Regions from separate parts of the Homo sapiens genome. Here region 1 is linked to region 2. The links are chromatin loops, found by intact Hi-C in ENCODE. Cell type or tissue: MCF 10A. All regions are shown on one strand. Each heading gives the region's core, and the rest is flanking DNA. Links, peaks and the distances in the headings are about the cores only. Region 1 has its middle 58 kb from the start of NAP1L1. Region 2 overlaps LOC105369844 (a long non-coding RNA gene).

Region 1 (4,401 bases), core at 321-4,320, 420 kb after region 2:
GTGAGCCAAGATCATGCCATTGCACTCCAGCCTGGGCAACAGAGAGACTCCATCTCAAAAAAAGAAAAAAAGGAATGCTGATGAGCGAGGAGCTGATCTGGTTGAAACAGGAAACCTTCCTACCTTACTGCCTTGAAACTCCTACAACTCAGCTAAACATTTTTGCTAACTGTCACCAGAGAATTCCCTTGGTTCCTTCAACTACTGAAACCTGGGCTTGCAACAGATTTCATTCAAGTTTAATTTAGAGGAGAACACACAATAATCCACCATCTGTTAGTGTCAAGATACTGGTATACAGTTGACCCTTGAACAACACTGGTTTGAGTTGCACAGTTCCACTTAGATGCAGATTTTCTTCCCCACTGCCATCCCTGAGACAGCTAGACCAACCCTTTTTCTTCCTCCTCAGCCTACTCAAGGTGAAGACAACAAAGATGAAGAACTTTATGATGATTCACTTCCATTTAATGAATAGTAAATGTATTTTCTCTTCCTTATGATTTTCTTAATAACATTTTCTCTAGCTTACTTTATTGTAAGATAACAGTACATAATCCATATAACCTACAAAATATATGTTAACTGTGTGTGTTATTGGTAAGGCTTCTGGTCAACAGTAGGCTATCAGTAGTTAAGTTTTGGGGGAGTTTAAAGGTATGTTTGCCTTTTTCCCTTTTTTTTTTTTTTTTTTTGAGACAGAGTCTCGCTCTGTTGCTCAGGCTGTAGTGCAGTGGCTTGATCTTGGCTCACTGCAACTTCTGCCTCTTGGGTTCAAGTGATTCTCCCACCTCAGCCTCCCAAGTAGCTGGTTACAGGTGTGTGCCACCATGCCTGGCTAATTTTTTATTTTTGTTTTTATTTTTTTAGTTGAGATGGGGTTTCACCACATTGGCCAAGCTGGTCTGGAACTCCTGGCCTCAAGTGATCTGCCCATCTTGGCCTCCCAAAGTGCTGGGATTAGAGGTGTGAGCCACTGCACCCGGCTTAAAAGTTATATTTGAACTTTTGATTGTGTAGGGGGTTGGTGCCTACACAATCCCCTAGATACTTGGTTGTGTATCATGTATCTCAGGTATCTACTGTATTTTATAGGTATCAAAGCAACAATGCAATTTATTTATTAATTTGTCAAATACTTTGTGTCTTCTATAAACCAGGCTGTTACAAATACAATGGCAAACAAAACTGGCAAGATCCTTGCTAATAAAGAAGTGAATAAACAAATTAGTAGCAACAAATACGGTAAGAAATAAATAACAAGATAATTTAAAATCATAGGCTGGGTGCAGTGGGGCATGCCTACAATGCCAGCACTTTGGGAGGCCATGGTGGGAGGTCACTTGAGCCCAGGAGTTCGAGGTCAGCCTGGGCAATATAATGAGACCCCCGTCTCAACTTTGTATTAAAAATTAAAAATAAAATAAAATAATAGTAAGTGCAATTAAAGAAATAAAGTCATATATTAGAGGTGTCCATGAAAAAATGAAATAAAGTAAGAAATTAAAATAGGAAAGTAAGAAAATGACATTTGATTTGAGTAATTATTATAAAAAAACCATTAATTTATAAAAACATATATATGGGCAAAGAGCAAGAACACACAATAAAGAAGAAATACAAAAGAACAGTATGAAGAGATTCTTCACTTCACCAGTGGCAGGGAAATGCAAACAAAAATATTATAAACTACTGCATGCTTACTTTAGAGGAAGCACAGAACAGTTCAGAAGGCTGCTCTTGTTTCTGACACTAAGTGCATTCTGACCCAAAACAATAATGGCCACAGTTTGGTTCACCTGGGTAGCACCTGCTACTCATAGAAGGACTTCTATCAATCACCCCTGCTGTCACTGTTTCAGTTTGTGAGGCATGTTGTGACCAGGGCCAGCTCCTTGGGCAATCTGTTTCACACAATCACAGCAAATTGAGAGGCACTGGGCAATCAGAGACACGGGCTGAGATTTAATTCTCACTGGTATTCAGGTGAGCTGGGACCTGCCCTGTTCAAATCTGCACTCTTTGTTCTTCAAATACAGAACAAGAGTGGTAGGAGAGTAGTTGGCAAAGCTCGTTAAGATGTGTCACAACACCTGAAGTATCACCCTTTCTCTTGAAAACTGGAAAACGGTATCTGGTCACAAGGCCAGCAATTAATGTCAATCTGCAGAAACAAACAGCCAAAAACAAAAACAACAATATAACAACAAAAAAAAAAACAACAAAAAACAGAGGCAGAGAAACTGATAATCACACCTTCCCAAATTAATGTTGTCTACATGCTAATTTTTTTCAATTAAATTTATCCTCTAATTCAAATTGACAATTTAAAGGTAAATCACCATTAGCCATCCTACTGGTACACTCTGTTTAGTGTAGCACATTGTAATTCAAATACTATCTACAAATCAATGTTTAAAGAAAAAAGTGATCTTTTATTTATTTATTTTAATTTTAATTTTTTCTTGAGACAGAGTTTCGCTCTGTCACCCAGGCTGGAGTGCAGCGGTGTGATCTCAGCTCACTGCAACCTCCGCCTCCCAGATTCAAGCAATTCTCCTACTTCAGCTTCCCAAGTAACAGGGATTAAAGTGCACGCCGCCACACCTGGCTAATATCTGTTTATGTTTTAAAGCTCTCTTGAGAGGTGAGGAAACATATACTACTTAATTTTCTTTTTCAGAATGAAGGAAACAGGCTAAATGCATGACAGCATTCTATTTCTAGACTCTCCCATGTCCCTGCTCCCTTCTCCCAGAAATTCTTAAACATGCACAAAGGAGATACATACAATGATGTTCACTAAAGCGCTATTCATAATAGTGAAAATGAGGAGATAACTGCCCATCAGAATGGAAAAAAAAGTTTAATCATACGGATTATTATTTAGCAGTTTTTCAGAATCACAACTAACAATTAAAAAGGGCTTGCCATGTGCCCTGCCCTGATGTGAGAACCTTATGTATATTCAGTCATTTTATGTTATGAGAGTTAATGAACTCGAAAGTGTCAAATGCTTACAACTGTGCCTGGTCCATAGTAAGCCCTTAGAAAATCTCAGCTGGGGTTTTTACCTTGTTTTTAATGCACTATTTTTTTTTTGTACAATAGCATCATTGTAATACCACCTGTATATTATTATCCCCATTGAGAGAAAAGAAAAGTAGGACACAAAGAGGTTAAGCTACTTGCCCAAAGCATTTGCTTTCTCGGGGTTCAAAAGCAGACAAGAAGGCTCCAGCCCAGAAGCTTCCTGCCAGAAAGCCACAGGCCAGAAGGCAGCACCTCCTCCGAAAGTTCAAGAAGGGTCAAAAAGCTGCAGCCCAGAAAGCACCTGCTCCAAAGTCATGTGGCAAAAAAGCATAAGAGGTGATTATAGAAGTAAATGAAGGTTCTTTTTGGCATGCTGGCAAAAAAAGAAACAAACAAACAACAACAAAGCCATGATAGAAATCCTTGGTTCTAAGATTATCAGTATCCTCTCCATGCATACTATCTCTTTACATTCTTCTTCCTTTCTTCAGCTTTCCCATGACCAATGATAAAGCACAGATTTTGGATACTAGTCAAATAAACTGGACAGAAAGTAATAAAGTTTTTTCTGCCATCGTCTCCCAGAAGAGTGAAGAAATGAGGAAAACACAGTGAAACCTCATTATACAGCATCTTCCTACAGATGTAGTGGGACCAATCCCCTCCCCACACGCATAGCACCCCGTTATAACACAAAGCAGAGATCCCCCTGGCATTCTATCAGAGTTCTGATGGATGTATTTTTCTGAAGGATGTCTAGGCAGTGTGACTTGGCATTCTGCCCAGGGAGTGAGGGATGTATGTATGTGTGTGTGTGTGTGTGTGTGTGTGTGGGTGGGTGTGTGGGTGTATACATGCATTTGAAGAAGTTTCCCCAGATGATTCTGACCTCCCTGCAATATACTATGAGACCAAGAAGCCATAGCTTTTAAAAAGTGTAAAATCACATTTACAGAAGCATCACACCCCAGGAAAGGAATGTCATTTCTGATTTGCAAAGCTCACAGGAAGGGAGAGAAGACTTTCATCTGTCATTCCTTGAGATTCTGAGGCAAGGGACCTTGCTACATCTGCTGAGAGAAAGCCACTTTGTTCATCTTGAATTTCCATCACCATCACAGAGAAGCTGTAGGCCAAACTTGTTCTTTCATTCCCCTATCATCAGATAAAATAATCTAAATTAAACACAAAGATGTTAAATGTAAATGTACATACTCCCAAGCTAACAATGTAATATGATTTGTGAAAAGAGCTATTCTATATTGATCATAAGCCTTTAGGTGAGGCCTGTGAGGAGGGCATGGACTTGGGGCTGGGGTACAAGCAATGGTTTTCATATCACGGAGAATTGGGATGCCATTAACCGTG
Region 2 (4,401 bases), core at 262-4,261:
AGGCTGGAGTGCAGTGGTATCATCTCAGCTCACTACAACCTCTGCCTCCCAGGTTCAAGCTATTCTCCTGCCTCAGCTTCCCGAGTAGCTGGGACTACAGGCACACACCACCACACCCAGCTAATTTTTGTATTTGTAGTAGAGACGGAGTTTCACCATATTGGCCAGGGTGGTCTCAATCTCCTGACCTCATGATTCGCCCACCTTGGCCTCCCAAAGTGCTGGGATTACAGGCATGAGCCACCGCACCCTGCCTTTTCCACTAAAATTTATGGTACAACCAATAAAACACTGGGACCAGAACTTCAAACACTAATATTCACATCATTGTATGTACATCTTCAATGGCAAAGGTAAAGAAATAGTAAATGTTTCTCTTGAACCTACATTCCTTCTTTGGGATTTTTAGGTAAAGTAAGGAAAATGGAGGGTGTAGCTCCTTTAGGACAGGAACTCTTGTGGGGCTGGAGGGCATGAAGCATGGGGGAGCTGCTTAGGAGATGGAGCTGGGTTTGTTGCTAATACCATGGTGAGATTATCTTGAGCCAGTTATTGTCCTCAGGTTTTCAAGTTCTGAAAGTAATTTTTGTCATGGCACATAGAGCTATTCAGGCCTTTCAGGACCCAGTTAGAGACTGACCAAACTCACAACATTTGATATATAAACCAGAATGCTATTTTATGAACCTATGTTAGAAGTTATCTCCCAGTAGGAGTTTATGTCTTCTGATGGGCATGAATATTCAGACCTCCAAATTACACATTAAAAAGCTTAAATGAAAGCCAAGGAAGTTGCATGATCTCAAGACAAGAGGATTCCACCAAGCCAAGAAATAAATGAATTGTATTTATCTAGGGAAATATTCCAGCACAGAGCTAAGAGATTAGGATCTAAGTGAGACTAGGGTTGACTTCAAATCTCATTTACTACCTCTGGTGACCTTGGGAAAGCTCACTCGTGTAAGGATGAAGGAAAAGAAAGAATTCTTTCAAAGCATTTAGTACAGTGGCGATAGGAAGCATTCAATAAATGTTCAGTATTATTATACTCCTATCCAAAGAATTGACACTGGTTTTCTGGAATAAAAATCTACCTTAATAGGGTTGTTATGAGAATTAATTAGGATACTCAAAGAATATTAACTATGTTTCTAGATTAAAAACTAGGATAGCTTTTATGAAGTCAAAACAACCATGCCTGGGTAGTAGTGCTTTACAGACACTAAAACTTCCTACTCTCAAGATTGTTTCCATAAGGAAGTACTGAACACCCTGGCATTACCTGAGAAAGATGCAATCCAACTGAATGGGATTGCTGTTTTCATCAGACACATTCCAGGCATATTGTTCTGTAGCTGGCAGCCCCTGTAGGTTTGGGAGTTTCCCAAATCTCTCAAGCAGGTTACTTTGACAAGGGTAAGAATATCTATTGGAGGCTACTAGTTGCAGCCTCAAAACATGCAGGTGGGTTTTCTCCTGGCCATTGTATTACATCCATTGATTTTCAAAAGATGAAGAACAACATCTACATGTGGATCACTTGAGCAGCTGGTTAAAAATGCAGACATCTGGCCGGGAGCAGTGGCTCACACTCTGTAATCCCAGCACTTTGGGAGGCCGAGGCGGGCAGATCACAAGGTCAGGAGTTCGAGACCAGCCTGGTCAACATGGCGAAACCCCGTCTCTACTAAAGATACAAAAAATTAGCTGGGCGTGGTGGCGCGCCTGTAATCCCAGCTGCTTGGGAGGGTGACATAGGAGAATCGTTTGAACCCAGGAGGCAGAGATTGCAGTGAGCCAAGATCGTGCCATTGCACTCCAGCCTGGGCGACACGGTGAGACTCTGTCTCCAAAAAAAAAAAAAAAAAAAAAGCAGACATCTTGAAATGGCAGGAATGGTGGTGATCTTGGGGCAGGGTGGGGGAATGGGTGGCCTGGGAAGGTGCCAGGGAAATATTCTGGGCTGGGCTGTTGGAAATGCTCCCCAGCTTCATCTGGGTGGTGGTTACACAGTTGTATACATACATAAAAATTGACTGAGCTGTGCACTTCAGGTGGGAGCACTTTACTGTGAGTGTGTGGCAACTCAATTAAAAGGTTTGCCCTTACCTCAGGCCTTTTGAATCAGAATCTCTGAGAGAAGAGCATGTGAATCTTTATTGTTTAGTAAGCACCCTCATATGATTCTAATGTGCCCTGAAGCTTGAGAACCACTGATCTATAAAAGGACATTTTCAATATCAAAGACTCAGAAAAATAATTTGGAATCAAGACCATCCCAGGAAATGTGAGATGAATGCCACAAATACCAGTATTCATAAATTCTGAAGCCTCGGAGATGTGAGGCAACATCTGTTTCTTGTGCTAACAGGTAGGTCTCTGCATGCAGCTCTAACACGAAAATTGGAAATGAGCCACTGGGAGGTGAGAACCCGCAGAGAGGAGTGCAGCAGGCACTGCTCTCAACATTCACCTTTGCAGCCAAGAGCCTCAGGCAGCAGGACTCCTCTATCCGATCTGATAAAGTCAGAGAACTGGTCAAGTTACTGGGGGTTGAATTACAATGCAGCACATTTGGGAAGAGCACTTGTCAAGAACATACCTCCTCTAAAATAAGCAGGGGTCTGTTCTGAAAAGAAGAAAAAGAATCTGCCTAATGGAGCTTTTTGAAAGCTGAGATAAAAGATTTTCTTCTCTGTAACTGCCTGCAGAGTGTCATGATTCTGAATGAAAAGCTCTGCTGGCTCACAAACAGATGCTCTAATGTTTGGGAGAATGAATTGAGAGAATATTCAGGGACGGTCCAAGATTGCTGCAAGGATCTGTGTGCTAAAATCTCCTTCTGCGTTGGTGTTATATTATGCTGCCTCCTTTTCTTGGCATTATTCACTGTTGTGTCCATAGGGCTGTATGCAGGAAAAGGCAAGTACACTTTACTTAGAGGGCATCTTCTGCCTGCATTTTTGCAGACTTGGGGAGGCTATGCCAAGTCCACATGCTGTAGAACAAACCACAGGACTCTGTTAACCACCTCTGTAGTTTTCCTTTTACAATTCTGAATTCTGGACTTAGGAAGTAGTCTTTGATAAAGGAGGGCTCTAACTGAGCAAATAGAATGAGAAAATGCAAATCTAGGATCTCCCCATGGACAGAATGGCTAAGGTTACAAGGAACAGGAATCCCCAGCACAACCTTCATTATTAATCTGCCCCAGCTTATAAAATGCCCTTTTCCCCACTCACAATAATCATTTCCTTCAGCTCATGCTCCACTACCGACAACACACCTGTGATTGCAAATCTATAATAACAGAGTGTAAATTTCCCTGGGGTATCTCAAGGTATTCATCTGTTGGCAAAACTGTGCTCTCCTCTGAGACTGTTGTATGTACACAGATATTTCTGCTCACATGAATTACAGCATTTTCCATCTGGAAAAGGCCTTGAAGATAAGCTAGGGAAGCTTCTTGTTAATAGATATAGAAACAGGCTCGGAAAGGCAAACTAACCCCAGGTTACAGAGCCAGTTAGGGATAAAACCTGAACTTCAGTTCACATCCTTTAGCCAAACTAGGATTGCCTTGATCACTGATACTTTGTCAACAAAGCATTTTTTTAAATAGATTTAATGTTTTAAAGGCAGTTTTAGGTCCACAGCAATATCGAGGAGAAGGTACGGAAATTTCCCATATACTCCGGCCCCTACACAGCCCCTCAGTCCTTTTAAGTGCTTAGTAACTCTGGGCCAGTTCATGAAGGTTAAACCAAGTTAATACCCCTTCCCTGTCTACCTGTCAGATATTTTTACAGGATTAGATACCAGACAGGAGATGATATCCTATCAGGGTCACATTAGGAAGGACTTCAGAAATGGCCCATTCTCCTGCAACCAAAACTTACTTGTTTACTTCTCCCTCAGCTACTAATCCTATTTTCTCCTTCTTGGGAATAAATCATGTCTCCCATTGGCAATATTAAGTTTCCTTCCTAAATTCTGGAATTTCTCCACCTCTACTTTCCTGGGATCTGCCGTACACAGTCTCTTTTAGTGCATAGAAAACCTACTGATTATTTTGAAACAGTCCATGTCTTTTTCTTAATATTTATCATTAGTTTTCTCACACAAAAGCATAGGTTACTTCGGGGTTCTTATTAATCTGTAGTTGTATTTCATCAGTCTCCTACAAACAGATGACAAAAATGTCCACACTATTCAGTAAGTTGAACATTTTCATTGCGCCCCATTGTCCCAGCAACGAAAGCACATGTTCAGGATGAGTCATCCATTTCCTGCCAAGAACAATTGGCAAGCATACTGTGGCTTCCTTTAGTTTGTCACTTCTTTGTCTCAGCCATTTAATTTTTAAATCTTGAATCACGGTGTATGATTTTAATCAAATCT

Evidence for each region. Peaks named below come from ENCODE experiments on the same cell type or tissue, not always from the same donor. Only the 100,000 strongest peaks of a DNase experiment are listed, where the experiment ranks them.
Region 1: it touches region 2 in a loop (12-fold over the local background); 1 of 110 quality-filtered maps calls a loop at or near these places.

What each region holds. Positions count from the first base shown.
Region 1 is chr12:76,140,534-76,144,934 of GRCh38, forward strand. No RefSeq gene overlaps it. Among named protein-coding and RNA genes, the nearest start is that of NAP1L1, 58 kb to the left of the region's middle. In MCF 10A, for the core only: no CTCF peak of the experiment used is centred there; no DNase peak of the experiment used is centred there.
Region 2 is chr12:75,718,578-75,722,978 of GRCh38, forward strand. The region is part of intron 1 of LOC105369844 (a long non-coding RNA gene); the gene reads right to left. Among named protein-coding and RNA genes, the nearest start is that of KRR1, 210 kb to the left of the region's middle. In MCF 10A, for the core only: no CTCF peak of the experiment used is centred there; a DNase peak (open chromatin) is centred at 2,414.